Linked DNA regions of Homo sapiens: region 1 is linked to region 2. The links are chromatin loops, found by intact Hi-C in ENCODE. Cell type or tissue: PC-3. All regions are shown on one strand.

Evidence for each region. Hi-C counts contacts between places; a loop is a spot of excess contacts. Peaks named below come from ENCODE experiments on the same cell type or tissue, not always from the same donor. Only the 100,000 strongest peaks of a DNase experiment are listed, where the experiment ranks them.
Region 1: it touches region 2 in a loop (18-fold over the local background); 51 of 110 quality-filtered maps call a loop at or near these places.

The regions. Positions count from the first base shown.
Region 1 is chr1:233,436,625-233,444,624 of GRCh38, forward strand. No RefSeq gene overlaps it. Among named protein-coding and RNA genes, the nearest start is that of MAP3K21, 110 kb to the left of the region's middle. In PC-3, a CTCF peak has its summit at 4,410; DNase peaks (open chromatin) are centred at 4,437, 5,987 and 6,637; H3K27ac peaks cover 2,402 bases.
Region 2 is chr1:234,062,067-234,070,066 of GRCh38, forward strand. The region is part of intron 2 of SLC35F3 (solute carrier family 35 member F3); the gene reads left to right. Among named protein-coding and RNA genes, the nearest start is that of SLC35F3, 160 kb to the left of the region's middle. In PC-3, CTCF peaks have their summits at 3,960 (motif pointing left), 4,167 and 7,948 (motif pointing left); DNase peaks (open chromatin) are centred at 375, 3,925 and 5,715; H3K4me3 peaks cover 66 bases; H3K27ac peaks cover 6,058 bases.

The DNA of each region.
Region 1 (8,000 bases), 630 kb before region 2:
TCTATGCTATAAGTGTTATCCATTCATTGTTTCAGTTGGCTGAGCTGTAAAACTTGATGAGATCAGGAATTTGTTCACTCTGGTACCTCCAGCAACTAGCACAGTATTTGGTATATGGTAGGCATTCAGTAAATATCAGTGGGATTAATTGGTGTTTATATGATGTCACGTTATAGTTTTGTCTCTCTCATTTGCTACTGTATCTCTAGCACCTAAAACATCATCAGCAGGTTTGAAGTTCTCAATAAATATTTCTTTCTCCTTTTTTTTGAGACAGAGTTTTACTCTTGTTGCCCAGGCTGGAGTGCAATGGCAGGATATCAGCTCACTGCAACCTCTGCCTCCTGGGTTCAAGCAATTCTCCTGCCTCCGCCTCCCAAGTAGCTGGGATTACAGGCATGTGCCACCATGACTGGCTAATTTTTGTATTTTTAGTAGAGACAGGGTTTCTCCATGTTGGTCAGGCTGGTCTCGAACTCCTGACCTCAGGTGATTCGCCTGCCTTGGCCTCCCAAAGTGCTGGGATTACAGGCGTGAGCCACCGCACCCAGCCGATGTTCTCAAGAAATATTTCACAGGTGAGTGAGTACCTATATTAGACATGGTCCTCTCCACCCGTCATCTTTGAAACAAAGACATAATGCACGTGCCTAACACAGTGCCTGGTACATAAGAGCTACTTGCCATGTGTGTTTCTTCTTGCCAGCTTTGAAAAGCAAATGCAGGTGGCCAGGTAGGAAAAAATAAATAAATAAAACTCTTTCTTATTAGCATATGGCAGACTCTTGGAGGGAAATGGCTTCCATCAAACAAATAGGACACTTATCACCTAAGAGAAAGATCTGTGTTAATAAGACCCTTAAAATTTTTATTGATATTGGATGTTTACAATGATAGAATGGGGAGCTGAAAACACCCTAGGAGATGATGTAGTCCATTCCCTCCTTATGTAATCCATGAGAAAATGAAGGCCCTTGGGAGTGAAGCAACTAGCCACAAGTTCACACTGATGGCTGAGCAGGAGACAAAATGCAGGTCTCCTGTCCTCTAATCTGGGGTTCTTCCCATGATACCAAATTGCTCTAATACTAACTTACATAAAGTAGAAAGAAAAAGGCCTTCTTATCACCCATGTACTACATCACTTATCACCTACATAGATGATTCTTACCTAGATATATTTTCCCCTAAAAACCAAGAGAAAAGGACATTACTTCTAAATGTTTTTTTAATGTGAGTTGTTTTTGGAAGAAATTCGAGAGAGGAAGATAGCTGTGTGATCAACTTATATCTCACATGATTACAGATTTTAGCATGATCTCAAAGGTGAAGCATTTAATAATTAGCGGTCCCGAAGCTCTATCTCCAGCATATAAGGTGCTAGTTATCTGATGAGGCTAAAATTTGTACTTTTCTTTAAATATTGTATTAGTCCATTTCCACACTGTTGATAAAGACAAACCTAAGACTGGTAATTCATAAAGAAAAAGAGGTTTAATGGACTCATGGTTCCATATGGCTGGGGAGGCCTCACACTCATGGCAAAAGGTGAAAGGCACTTCTCACACGGCGTGGGCAAGAGAGAGAATGAGAGCCAAGTGAAAGGGGTTTCTCCTTATAAAACCATCAAATCTCGTGAGACTTCACTACCACGAGAACAGTATGGGGAATATCGCCCCCATAATTCAATTATCTCCCACTGGGTCCCTCCCACAACACATAGGAATTATGGGAGCTACAATTCAAGATGAGATTTGGGTGGGGACAGAGCCAAGCCATATCAAACATCCACAAGGGAGCCTGAGGTATGAGAATTGTTTTAGAGCAGAGAACCTCACTTAGGAGTAGGTAGGCAAATGATCTTCAAAGGATTGTAAGCCACTGCCAGGGGAGGGTTAGCCCCAAAAGCTGATAATGTATTTCTGAAATTATGCTTATTGGAGGCAGAGAAGAGTCTTAATAACAGTGAGTTTTCTGGAGTAGGAAAGACTGGAGTCTGAATTCCAGCTCTATGTCATTTACTACTTTATCTTGGGCAATATTTAAAAGCTTCAAAGCTCAAATTTCCAAAATTTTTAAGTGAGTATGATAATAACAAAAATTTGTATGAAGTATTCATCACAGCGCTGGGCATTATTGAGGATAAATTGTTGAAAATTTTAGTTGCAAAATATTCCATATGCATAGAAATTTCTAGGAAAAGACCTATTCAGTCAAGTCAAGTTCCACTCAGCAGGAACTAAATTATACATGATCTCCTGGAAGGTAAGGAGCCCTAGAAACTGAGTTTCTGTGTGTAGATGGCTCAACCTGTTGCTGAACACACAGCAGGTGATTTAAGGACAATTACTGATGTCATGCGTTCCTCTTATCTTTTCCTCCACAAAACTCTAGTCTCTATCACAAGCAGAATGGACCTCAAGCTCCTTAATTTGACCTTCTAGACTGGCCTCTTCTGACCTTACCTTTGTTTCTTTAATGTCCTTGGAGAGCGTCATGTGTAAAAGCCTCATCTTCCAGGAGTCCTTCTCTACCAGATAAGGGATGAGAAGGTATCATTTCCTCTCAGAATCTCAGCACCTCTGGATCTGCACGTTCTCCAGTGCCCTCATGGGTGGGAAACATGGCTATATATATATATTTTGAGACAAGGTCTCACTCTGTTGCCCAGGCTGGAGTGCAGTGATGCAATCATGGCTCACTGCAGCCTTAACATCCTGAGATCAAGTGATCCTCTCACCTCAGCCTCTCGAGTAGCTGGTTCTACAGGAATGTGCCACCACACCTGGCTAATTAAAAAATTTTTTTTTGTAGAGATGGGGTCTCACTATATTGCCCAGGCTGGTCTCAAACTCCTAAGCTCAAGTGATGCTCCCACCTCAGCCTCCCAAAGTGTTAGGATTACAGGCGTGAGCCACCATGCCGGGCCAGGGCTGTATTTTAAGTACAGTCTCATTTTACTACAGTTAACTTTTCTTTTTAAAAATATGTATATTCCATCTATTACCTGCCATGCCTAAGTAGAAGCTACACATCTCAGGAAGCAGCTCACAGGCCCATGAACATTGAAGAGCTCTGTCCTTGCCTTCTGAGCACAGCTGCCAGAAAGGGGAGGGAAAAGAGAAGAAATTCAGTGTCCTATTTTTTGGGATTCTGAAGAAAAATTCCTGGGAAACCCACTTAATGCTGAATATTCTTGGAAAGGGCATCAATGAGTCATATTCACAACATCTGAAGAAAAACTGTTCCGTGAATCCAAAGAATGTACAAGTTGGTCAGAAGGCAAAAGAAAATAAGCATCTAATTTTCACAGATGCTTCATCGGGATGTGTTCCCAGGGGAAATTCCTGGGATTGGACCTGGGCACAATGGGCCATACGTGGTTTGTTTTATTTTTGTGTGTGCTTTTTGTTTGTTTCTTGGGACAGAATCTTGTTCTGTTGCCCATGCTGGAGTGCAGTGGTGCAGTCATAGCTCATTGTAAACTTAAATTCCCGGGCTTAAGCGATTCTCCAGCCTCAGCCTCCGGAGTAACTAGGACTACAGGCATGAGCCACCACACCTGACCAGTTTTTTAAAATTTTTTATAGAGATAGGGTCTCACTATGTTGCCCAGGCTGATCTCCAAGTCCTGGCCTCAAGCGATCCTCCTGCCTCGGCCTCCCAAAGCACTGGGATTACACGTGTGAGCCACTGCACCTGGCCTGTTTTATGTACGTTTTTACTTCCCGACTTTCCACTTCTGTCTCAGAGAACCTGAAAACCAACATTGGCTTAATATCTTTGTTCCCACAAGAAAGAAGCTAATAAATGAGTCTCGGTTGTTTAGGGATTTAAAGCTAAGTCAAGCTTTAAATGGTAGTGGTCTTGCTGGGCACGGTGGCTCATGCCTGTAATCCTAGCACTTTGGGAGGCTGAGGCAGGTGGATTATTTGAGATCAGGAGTTCAAGACCAGCCTGGCCAGCATGGTGAAACCCCATCTCTACTAAAAATACAAAAATTAGCCGGGCAGTAGTGGTGTGCACCTGTAATCCCAGCTACTAGGGAGGCTGAGGCAGGAGAATTGCTTGAGCCTGGGAGGCAGAGGTTGCAGTGAACTGAGATTGCGCCACTGCACTTCAGTCAGGGCGACAGAGTGAGACCCTGTCTCAAAAAAAAAAAAAAAAAGGGTAGTGGTCCTAACAGTAACCCCTACACCCTTTTCCATACGCACACAGGTTGCTTGATGTCTGATCTCAGGGATAAAGACTGTGGACAAAGGCAACTCTAACCCTCTAACTCTTCTCTCTCTCCTTCTCTTTCCTTGAAAAGCAGCTAAACCTTTCTCACTGCTCTGATAACTCACATAACTCCGATAACAGAGAAATTGGGTTTTTCCGAAACCAAGACTTTTAGATGTGGTCTATAGATGTCGCTGTTGGACTCATCTTAGCGGGTTTCTCTGCTTAAATGCAAGGTTTCCTGTGCTTCCTTGAAACAAGAGTTGTGGAAGGAATGGCGCCTTTGGCCTCAAGGCTAAGAGCTCTGCTGAATGCTTGCTTCGGAAAGGCTTTTCTCGGGAGGCTGACGTGAGCTTGTGATGAAGGCAAGAATTAGGTTTCTTTCAGTCCATGCTTCCTTAATTTAAAACAAGCTTGGCCCCTGCTGAACTTTCTGGTCTCTCACCCTCTGGGGCTAGAGGAATTACTGTGCAGTTCTCTTAATATGGAAGACCCTCTCTTGCCTCTAGGCCTTCGCCCCTGCTGTTCTCTCTGTGGGGCACCCCTCCTTCCTTTCCCCTGGATGACTCTTGATTGTCTTTTAGTACAAGTGCTCAAAGTATGGTGCACACACCAGCTGCTGGCCAGGACCCTTTGTTACTGGTTTACGACAAGATGAGCTTGTGTCAGAACCTAAGTGAACTAAATCTCTAAGCAGACCATTTATTTCAGTTCGTTCTCTTTTTTAGTGAGATTCTCTTGAAGAAGGAAGCAGTGTACTGATTTACGTTTTGACACAAGCTCTTGTCACAGCCTGGCACTTTCAGTGAGTCTGCCTTAGTACAGGGCTGAAACACTCTCCTCTGGGAAACCTTGCCCAGTCCTCCCTCGACCCTTCCACCTTGACTATGTTTGTACCCTCATCAAAACACCTGGCACACGGTTTTGGTAACTGTCTGTTTTCCCAAGGAGTTTAGAAGCATCTTTACATCATGGGTCAATTAGCTGCTGAATGGGCGGATGAATACATTTTCAATATCTTAAATTCAGATAATTTATTTAGTATAGGGTGAGAATTGTTCATGTTTTATGCAGTTTTGAATATTGTACTGTCTTCCTAATGTGGTAAAACTGGAGTCAGGTTTCTGAGATAGAATAGAGGTAGTTCTTTAAATTCATAACCCTTTCCACAAATACCATACAGAAGCTGGAAGGTTAAATCACGTTCACTTGAAAAGGAGACACCTACTTATTACCACCATTTTAAGTTGTAAATATGGTTGAACGTGGTGTCCAGGATGCTGGCTGTCTTATCCTAGTTCTTGGCTCTCTCCCATCTGTCTGCCTAGCTCAGCCAATTCTTCCCTCAGGGCTGTGAAAGGAGGTTAAGCGGGAGCAGAGGTTTTATCCTCCCTTAATGTTTCCAGAACATTCCTGGTTTCTTACTAAAGCCTGGATTTCCTTAAAAAAATCTGGAGTTTTGGGGGATGTACCAGGGACTTGCCAGAAGCTATCATTTCAAGAATGTGTTTGCTTTTCCCATTTTTTCCTTCCCTTGCTGGTGATAAGCCCCCCCGCTTCTCTAAGACAGTAGGTCACCCCGAGCCCCAGGTTTCAGAATGGTAACACACTCACTACCCGTTCTGTCAAAGCAGTATCTCCCCACCAAAACCAAAGTGGGTGAAAGAACATGAAAACTCCCCAAGAGAAAAACATCCATGGCTATAAAGAGGTCCTGATTCATCACATTCCTTAACCTCTGTCTCTTCACACAAATCTACGTGCTCATTTCTTCCTCCATGCTGTGTATATTCATCCAAATACTGTGTACGTGTCCATGTGCATGTGCCAGAATGCTTTAGATAAATACTACAGGTGCAGCCACAAAAATTGTTTTAATATTAACTCTCACTATCCCTGACCCTGGTTCACTACTAAGCATTTTTTTTTTTTTTTTTTCTTTTTTTTGAGGCAGGGTCTCACTCTGTCGCCCAGGCTGGAGCACAGTGGCGTGATCTTGGCTCACTGCAAGCTCCACCTCCCAGGTTCATGCCATTCTCCCGCCTCGGCCTCCCAAGTAGCTGGGACTACAGGTGCCCACCACCACGCCAGGCTAATTTTTTGTATTTTTAGTAGAGACAGGGTTTCACTGTGTTAGCCAGGATGGTCTCGATCTCCTGACCTTGTGATCCACCCGCCTTGGACTCCCAAAGTGCTGGGATTACAGGTGTGAGCCACCGCACCTGGCCACTACTAAGCATTTTAAGGCTAAAATAATCAGAAGAAAACTTGAGATGGTTGCTCTAGCATGTTAAGTGCTTCCTGGGTGGTGTTTCACTCTGCATTACATGACTAATTCAATAAATTTAATTTTCTATTCCAAGTTCCTCAGAGGAAACTCGCTTTCCTTCAGAATCAGCCTTCCAGCCAGGAGGATCCTGGATTAAAGTCAAAAATATGACTCAGTTGTTGGCAGCCTTTGAACTATTGCCAGAGGAGACTTTCATTAGCAACAATTATACAAATCTGACATTTACAAAGGGATTCAAAAATGCATAAAGTAGTTCCATTTCTATGACTTCACCTGATCCTTCAAAAGAGCATACATTTTCATCATTTTAAGAATGAAGAATTTGAGGCTCAGAGATTTCAGGTATTTAGCCCCAAATCTCACAGACAGTAAGTGGCTAGTCAGGACTTAATGGCACACATGCTGACTCTGGTTCTGGTGTCTTCCTCCCATGCCTTTGGCCTAGTGAAAGGCCATGAGAGGCAGCCTCCAGAAAGCCTCTGGGAGCCAATGAGGAGCAAATACCATGCTCATGACAGATGACCTCAACCTGTCCTTTCTTCCCCAGTCAGCCAGGGTGGATTGAAAGAAACTAGCTCCCCTAGGCTGCAAGGGCAGTGTCTGATAAATGTCACTACCATGGGCCTGGTGGGCCTTGACATGCACCTGCTTCTCCGGAGCCTAAGCAGCTCTCCGGGGATAGGCCAGAGCACCTGCACCAGCTAAGGCCAAGTCCAAAGCAGCTCTGTCTCTACAGCCTTCCTTTTCTTCCAATGACTAGGATAACAAAATGTGACAAACAATTACTTCCAATTGTCACTTGTCTTTAGTGTACAAGATGAGTTTAAGGATTTGGAGATGAGACTGGGAGCAGCGGAGACTTAATCACACTTTTTTTTTCTTTTTCGTTTTTTTTTTTTGTTTTTTGAGATGGGGCCTCACTCTGTTACCCAGGCTGGAGTGTAGTGGTGCCATCTTGGCTCAGTGCAGCCGCAATGCCCTGGGCTCAGGTGATTCTCCCACCTCAGCCTCCTGAGTAGCTGGGACTACAGTCACGTGCCACCATGCCTGGCTCATTTGTTGCATTTTTAGTGGAGACAGGGTTTTGCTATGTTACCCAGGTTAGTCTTGAACGCCTGGACTCAAGTAATCTGCCAGCCTCAGCCTCCCAGAGTACTGGGATTACAGGCATGAGCCACTACATCTGGCCTTAATCACACATTTGAAAAGTTCTGTGGCTACTATTAAAAACTCAAACAACAACAGATGCTGGTGAGGTTGCAGAGAAAAGGGAACACTTATACACTGATGGTGGAAATATACATTAATTCAGCCACTGTGGAAAGCAGTGTGGAGATTTCTCAAAGAATTCAGAACTGCAATTCAACTTGGTAATGCCATTACTGGATATATATTCAAAGGAAAATAAATTGCTCTCCCAAAAAGACACAACCACTCATATGTTTATTGCAGCACTATTTACAATAGCAAAGACATGGAACCAATCAGA
Region 2 (8,000 bases):
ACCTAAAACCCCACTGTAGAGAACATACTGTTGTAACTCTGAGTACTTCTCCCCATCCCTAGGACTTGGAATTGCTCTTTGCTTACTGACAACTTTTGTTACTGTCTGGATCATTTAGTGAGGTTTATTTTCCTCTTGTTCTTTCTCGTTATAGCTCCATTGCCTGAAGTTTCTGATGTTATTCTTTGGTGGTAAGGCCTTGGGTATACCCTGAGTCACCCTAGGATGACAGTGGTGTTGGCAAAGCTATCTTTGACTTTTTCTTTCCCTGGTCACACCTAGTTATTAAACTCCACTACGCACAAACTGGTTATGTCCTGGGGGCATAAATTGTTCTACAGACTATTCAATCTATTGTGGCTCTTTTGAATAGTTTTCAGGTCAATGTTTGAGATTCATGTGGAACCCCGGAGGGCTCCTCCCAGCTGTCTCCTTCCTTGGACCTCTCTGACAAACTAGTAAGCCTAAAGTTGTCTTTTACCACAATATCAGCTGGTTTTGATTGTGCCCTTAGGCCTGAACTTTTCCTGGCTCTGTTGCAAATGAAGTCAATTTCTTTAGGAAATAATTAAGAGATTTCTGTTTTCTGTTCTTTTCTTTCATCCATGAGCAAAATCTTTTTTTTTTTTTTGAGACGGAGCCTTGCTCTGTCGCCCAGGCTGGAGTACAGTGGCGCAATCTCCTTTCCCTGCAAGCTCTGCCCCCTGGGTTCATGCCATTCTCCTGCCTCAGTCTCCCTGAGTAGCTGGGACTACAGGTGCCCACCACGCCTGGCTAATTTTTTTTTTTTTTTTTTGTATTTTTAGTAGAGACGTGGTTTCACCGTGTTCACCGGGATGGTCTCGAACTCCTGACCTTGTGATCCGCCCGCCTCGGCCTCCCAAAGTGCTGGGATTACAGGTGTGAGCCACCATGCCCGGCCTAGCAAAATCTCTTAATCAAGGTTCTGTGTGTGGAGAAAATGACATGCTTCTCTCTGAGTTTAACCCCCACTTCAGGATCTGAGCAAGAGCAAGCACCATCAGGGTCCTAGGATTCCTATTAGTGTCCTGCCCAAAGTAGAGCCTCCGTCCTGTTCCCGGACCAAATTGAGGGTTGGGCTGCTCTTTCTCATGGCCCAGTGAGGAGTTACAGATGAACTGGGGAGGAAGAGAGCTTTTATTTCTGCAACCAGTTACAGAAGGCCTGGAAATTATCACCAGACCAACTCAAAATTACAAAAATTTCCAGAGCTTATATACCTTCTAAGCTATATGTCTATGTGTAAGTGTGAATGCATCTAAAGACATAAGTGATTAACTTCTTTTAATCTATAACTAAGGTCTGAGTCCTGAAGACCTTCCTCTGGAGCCTCAGTAAATTTACTTAATCTAAATGGGTACAGGTGCTGGGGTGATTACCCCTATCTTGTCTCCTGCTAAACTACAGAGGTTTGGGGAGTTCCTTCAGACCTCCAATAAGCTTGTTTATGGAGGCCTGGGGAGTTTCTTCAGATCCCCCCAATAAAACTTGTTTAATCCTAAATGGGTCCTGTTAACAATTCCTTTGTTATTTTGTCATGTTTTAAGGCCTAGGAAAGACCTAGGCAAAACTCTTGGTGGGCTTTTGTCATATTTCAGCCTTGGTATAAGGGCACTGGCTTTTGTTTAGCTTTTAATATTTAACTTAACCACTCAGTCAATACTGAAACAGTTGTTATGGAGGCCTGAATTACTGAGACCCAGCCTGCCACAATCCCAGCATGGAGGACTAGGCAGAAAAAGGGAGCATCCACTTTTTGGCATTCACCTAGAACTTGGCCTCATCAACAGGTAGCTAGGAACGATCTGAGACCTGCCAATGGCCGCTTCTTCTGTGAAGATAGTCCTACATGTGGGATCTGAGGGTCCAGATAGTCCTGTATTGTTAACTGCACCTGGAATGAAATCTCCATCTCACTGAACTGTTTGTTTTTATAATTTCACCATTTTCACTGGGAAGCATGTCTGTGGAGCCCCTCCTGGTGTCATGCTGGAAGTAGATATCTAAACATTTGGATTTTTTGGTGGGGGGGACTGTTTCCTTTGTCTGTTTTATACTTTTGCTTTCATAGCCCTAGATCCCCTCCATTGCCTTGTGATCCTTGATCACATCTGAGAAAGGACTGTGTGTTTCCCTTGAATTTATTTTTCTGTTTTCCAGCTATGTGTCTTGCGTGTGATCCTTTTGACTGGGAAATGGGCTGCTAGGCTTTTGATCTCCAAATGTTAGAATAAGAAGGACTTTATTCTATGGTTAATTTAATATTTAAGAGACCAAAATATATCTTATTATAATTTTCATTTATTTATCAGGGTTATAGAAAATTCCTCTAAAACCTTTTACCATTCTTTTTAGGATTCAGTGGAGTCACCAGAATTCCACTCCAACTCTGTAAGCAAGATGTTTTCCTAGATGTTTTCCTCCAGCAGGTTTCGGCTGTCACATAACACAACTGGAGATGCTACCCCCAGGGTCCTGTGGCTCACCCTGACACAATCACATGCAATCTCTTTCTTTATAGTTGTTGTGCTGTGGCTAATTGTGCTCATTTTATGTAATTAATTCCGCAGGATTTTAATGTGTGCTATTAAATCAAGTTAAAACATGATAATTGTTTGATTTAACTGCCTTAGAACACTGCGTTCAAATAGATCCCAGGGTAGACCAGAGGTAGTTCAGGCATCATAGTACCTAGGGCCATAAATTGTTACTAAAGTTTCTTATCCTCTAACAGCAACCCAGGAAAGTAAGGAACTCTAGTGCATTTACACCTGTCTGTATAGGAAGCAGATATTGAAAGCCGGCCAGAATAGGATATTCTGAAGGGTCATGATCAAAGTACTGAAGACTATTTTCTTTTATAAGAGGTAAAAAGAAGACAGCGAAAAATAGTGCCAGTTGCCTTAAGTAACCTGGTTATAACAAAACATGGAGCATGACTATGATAAGAGAAAGAACAGTTGGTGTGCATCTGGGAAGTTTTTACTGTATGCTTACAGTGCTCATGGTTCTAAGTGTGGAAAGGGAGACTGTGAAAAGTGATGTGAGATCTACTGATCAAACACTTTTTTTTTTTTTGAGACAAAGTCTCGCTCTGTCTCCAGACTGGAGTGCAGTAGCACAATCTCGGCTTACTGCAACTTCGGCCTCCTGGGTTCAAGGGATTCTCCTGCCTCAGCCTCCTGAGTAGCTGGGACTACAGACGCGTGCCACCACGCCCGGCTAATTTTTTGTATTTTTTAGTAGAAACGCGGTTTCACCGTGTTAGCCAGGCTGTTCTGGACTTCCTGATCTCGTGACTCGCCCACCTCAGCCTCCCAAAGTGCTGGTATTACAGGCGTGAGCCACCGCGCCAGGCCCAAACTCTTATTTTTTAAAATAAATTGGCTTCTGGTTTGACATTTTTGTTTTCAGGTCTAGGGAGATTTAGGACTTAAGAATACAAGATTTACTTTTATACATATATCCTTTTACTATTGTTGTGTTTAAAATAAAATTTCTATATCACAATATATGAGTCTGCCACGAGCGCTATGAGAAAAATAGATCATGTCCCACTTTGGTGGGCATGTGATGTTAGTAAAGACTTAAAAACAGTATGTATGACCTTTTGAAAATAAAACATTTCTTGGTTGACTACACCTTAACCACAGTAATTTCTTGAAACTATATGAGCACAACATTTATTTACAAAATTAACTATTTTTCTAGAACGAGTTTAGATGAGTGTACTTCCATTTAAGAAAATAAAATGAATTACAATTAGGATTAAAACAATAAACTAATACAGTAAAAACTTGCCATACATGAGGTCCAGAAATTTCAGTTGCGTTAAACACGGGGTGACGTTGTCGTGAGGTCAGTGAATGACTTGAGGGCCCTTCGCTGGTCCGGAGGCAAGAGCCAAATCGGTTCCATCCCGGTTGCATCTTGGCGCCACCTGGTGGCACGATTCTGCTCTGGTATCCGTATCAATGGGAATGGTTTGGGGTCCAGTAGCTCGCTGGAGAAAAAATAATTATCATTATTATATTAGGAATTCCAAGGAATTCCAGTTTCCACAGTTCTTTTTGTGAAGACTGATGAAGAGAAGCACTGAGTTACTAGGACCGTGGTTTTTTTCTTTGGCTGCCCGTTGCTCAAGCCTTTTGTCAGCACAGCAGCTGAAGTCAGGTGAGGTCCCTCCTCTGCTATAGCGATTCCCATCTTACTCCCAGGAGAAATCTCCAAGGCCCTCAGATCTTCTCTTCCCCCACATCCTCCCCACCTCTCTGGCCTCATCTAGTACCACTTTCTCCTTGCTCATTCTGCCCCAACTACGCTGGCCTCATTGCTGTTTCTGGATCCCACCAGGGTGGTTAGCTGGAACTCCAGGCTGCAGCGGTGAGTCCAGGTTTCCTCATGGTTTTTAAGCAATCCATGGAGGTAGGAATGGGAGGACGCCAGGAAGGCCATGTGCTTCTTACCTATGGAAATAGGGTTGCCTTCCATTATGCTCCTGGTCTCTTCCTCTTCACTTCCCACTACCTTCTCCTTCCCAAAGATAAAAAGGGTTGCCCCTGCCCTACTTCTCAAATAGAAGTTGGACGAGGGCAAAGAATAGAAGCCAACCTCTCTCTCTGTCTCTCTCTCTCTTTCCCTCCCTCCCTTTCTCTCTCTTTCTCTCCCTCTCTCTCTCTTTCCTTCCCTCTCTCTCTCTCTTTCTCTCCCTTTGTCTCTCTCTGTCTCTGTCCCTCTCTCTCCCACACACACACACACACACACACACACACACACACACACACACACAATTATATTAAAATCTCTGTTATTGCAAGCTGTTTTTGTACCCACTTTCTGCAGTTCATTAGGGAATACATAATTCCATGACTTCATTTGCGTATGAATAAAGCTAGTCACTTAAAGGATCAAACATTTTTACAAATAACTCTTATAATAAATAACTTTCTTAAATGTGTACTGTTCTACTCTGCTTTCTTAGTTCTGATTTGTCAAAGTTTATCACCACAATCATCATTTGTTATATCCCATTTTAATAAGGACATAAGTATATTGCAGAGGCAATTGTGATTTTTTTTTCTACCTACACACTGCAAATGACAACTGATTTGAGGCTTTTTGAGATCTCAACTTAGGGGTTTATATTTGCCTCAATTATTTTCCTATTTCTGAAGATTTCAACGGCTATTGTCGCTACCTTTAGCATACTCGCCTCTAGTAACCAATGTCTATTGACAATTCTAACTTACTATATTAGGATAATATCCCATGGGCTAAAAAGCCAAATAAAAATTTTATTAGAAAATATCAAACACCGGTCCGTGGTCTCTGAGCAAGGGTGTGGTGGATCATTTGCAGCATGACCTCCGCATATCCTCTCCTTATGTCCGCATCCGTGAGTGGTCTTCTTGACTCTGACTCTGGGCTTGATCAGCTGACTTGCTTAGCCTAAGAAGCAACTTTTGAGCCCTGAAATCTGGGGGCCTTACAGCTTCTTTTCTCAGAACCCTGAGACTACCTGGCGAAGAAGCTTGGGTTGTCCTCCTGGAGGATAAGAAATCACGTGGCAAAGAGAGTCCCAGCCAATAGCCAGCACCACCACACATGTGAGTGAGGACATTTGATACCACCTAGCCCGAGCTGAGCCTCCAGATGACTGCAGCTGCATGCATGACCCCTGGCAAAACCAGCAGAACTGCTTGACTGAGTCCAGTCCTGATTGTTCATTCACAGAGTGAGGAGCAAATGAAGGGGTCATGGGTCATGGTGGTGGTGATTTGTTACACAGGAAAGGGTAATTCATGCACAAGGCCTCTGCCATTTACCTTCAAATAAAGTAGCTGGGTTTGGTGAAGACCTCTGAAATATCTGTTTGGCCTCCAGAGGTGGGCTTTACTTATTCCAAAATTCTGGGCTTGGTTTCAGGTAACCGAGAGCCTTCCAACTAAATGCCATTTACTCACATTATGAAAACCTCATGGCTCTCCTAGAGATGTTTAAGCAATTTAAGGATAATGAACCACTTATGAGATTGGAAGGGAGACAGATAAGCTTAAAAGTGTTAGGAGCCTCTGCCAACCGAAACTCCATCAGAAATGAAAATGAAGTGTCTCTAAATGTGTTAAGAAAGTGACTGTAAACGTGGGATTCAATGCGAAAAATTCCACGCACCTCAAACTTTCAGAAATAGTGAATGCACTCTGTCCCTGCCTTTTGGTTTATGGCTTCCTCTTGAAACTCCTGTATTAAGAAAACTTCAACAACTGCTGTCAGCCAGATGCAGTCAAGGGTGCTGTGAAAGGTGCAAAGGTAAGTTAGCCCTGACTCTCATCTGATTCACAGTCTGTAACAGAAGACTCACATGCTAACAGCTACAAGAAGCAGCTCAGCCTCCCAAGTAGCTGGGACTACAGGCGCGTGCCACCATGCCTTAGCTATGAGAGAAGCCATCATAGAACCCATAATTGCTGTCCCTGAAACAGAAGTAGGCACAAATAGGAACTATAATAGAAGTAGGAACAAAGTACAGTAGGAGCAGGAATAGCCAGTAATCTGGGAGTCAGAGAGGTGTGTGTGTGAGCAAGCATGTGTGTGTGCATGTGTGCATGCAGTAAGAGGCAAGAGTGCAGACCACGTAGGCCTTGCAGACCGCTGTAAATGCTTGGCTTTTGTTCCTTGTGAGACAGGAATAAAGAAATGTCCAAGCAGAGGAGTGACAGGATAAGATTTGAGACATTATATATATATATATATATATATATATATATATGGCATATTTATATATATTTTACATATTTTTTATATTTATATATTATATATATTTTTATATGTAATATATTATATATAAAATTATATAATTTTACTACATATAATATATAAAATTATATAATTTTACTACATATAATATATAAAATTATATAATTTTACTATATATAATATATAAAATTATATAATTTTATATATAATATATATTATAATATATATTATATGCAATATATATTATATATTATATTATAATATATTGTATATTTTTGTATATAAAATATATAATATATAATATATTTATAGACAATAATATATAATATAATATATAAAATTTTATATATAAATACATATTTATATATTATATTATATATAATTTTATATAAAAATATATAATATATATATAAAATACATTTTTTTTTTTTTGAGAGGGAGTCTTGCTCTGTCACCCAGGCTGGAGTGCAGTGGTGCAATCTCAGCTCATTGCAACCTCCACCTCCCAGGTTCAAGTGATTCTCCTGGCTCAGCCTCCTAAGTAGCTGGGACTACAGGCATGTGCCACCACACCTGGCTAACTTTATATTTTCAGTAGAGACGGAGTTTCACCGTGTTAGCCAGGATGGTCTTGATCTTCTGATCTCATGATCCACCCGCCTCAGCCTCCCAAAGTACTGGGATTACCGGCATGAGCCACCGCACCCGGCTGAGATTTATATTTTGAAAGCATCTCTCTGTCTGCAGTGCTAAGAGCCAAAAGGTGGAGAACAAGTTGCCAGAACTTACGAGTCTTCTTAGGCCTCACTCACAGGCTCATGGGAGCCCAGCCTCCCCCAGGGTCCTCAGAACAGGGGTCCCAAAGTCCCTGAGGTAGTCCTCTCTTGGCTACCACCCCGGCACTCTTAACACAGTCTTGCATTTGCCTGCCATTTCTGTTGCTCTTCCTGTAGCTCAGACATTCTCCCCTTGTCCCTGATGGGCACCATGCTCAGTTGTGTCTTGATTTCATTGCCACCAGTCTCGTACTGCCCAGACTGTGCTACATTCTGGCTGCCAGCTTCTGTGTGCCTGGAGGATACCCTTCATTCTTACTTGAGCTGGCCTTGGTTATACAGGAATGGAGACAGCACCACCTTGTGCTCTAATCTCATACAGAGCTTTCAAACCCAAATCTTCTTCCAACCACCTCCTCCACCAGGAAGTTGGTTTAAATGGCTGGA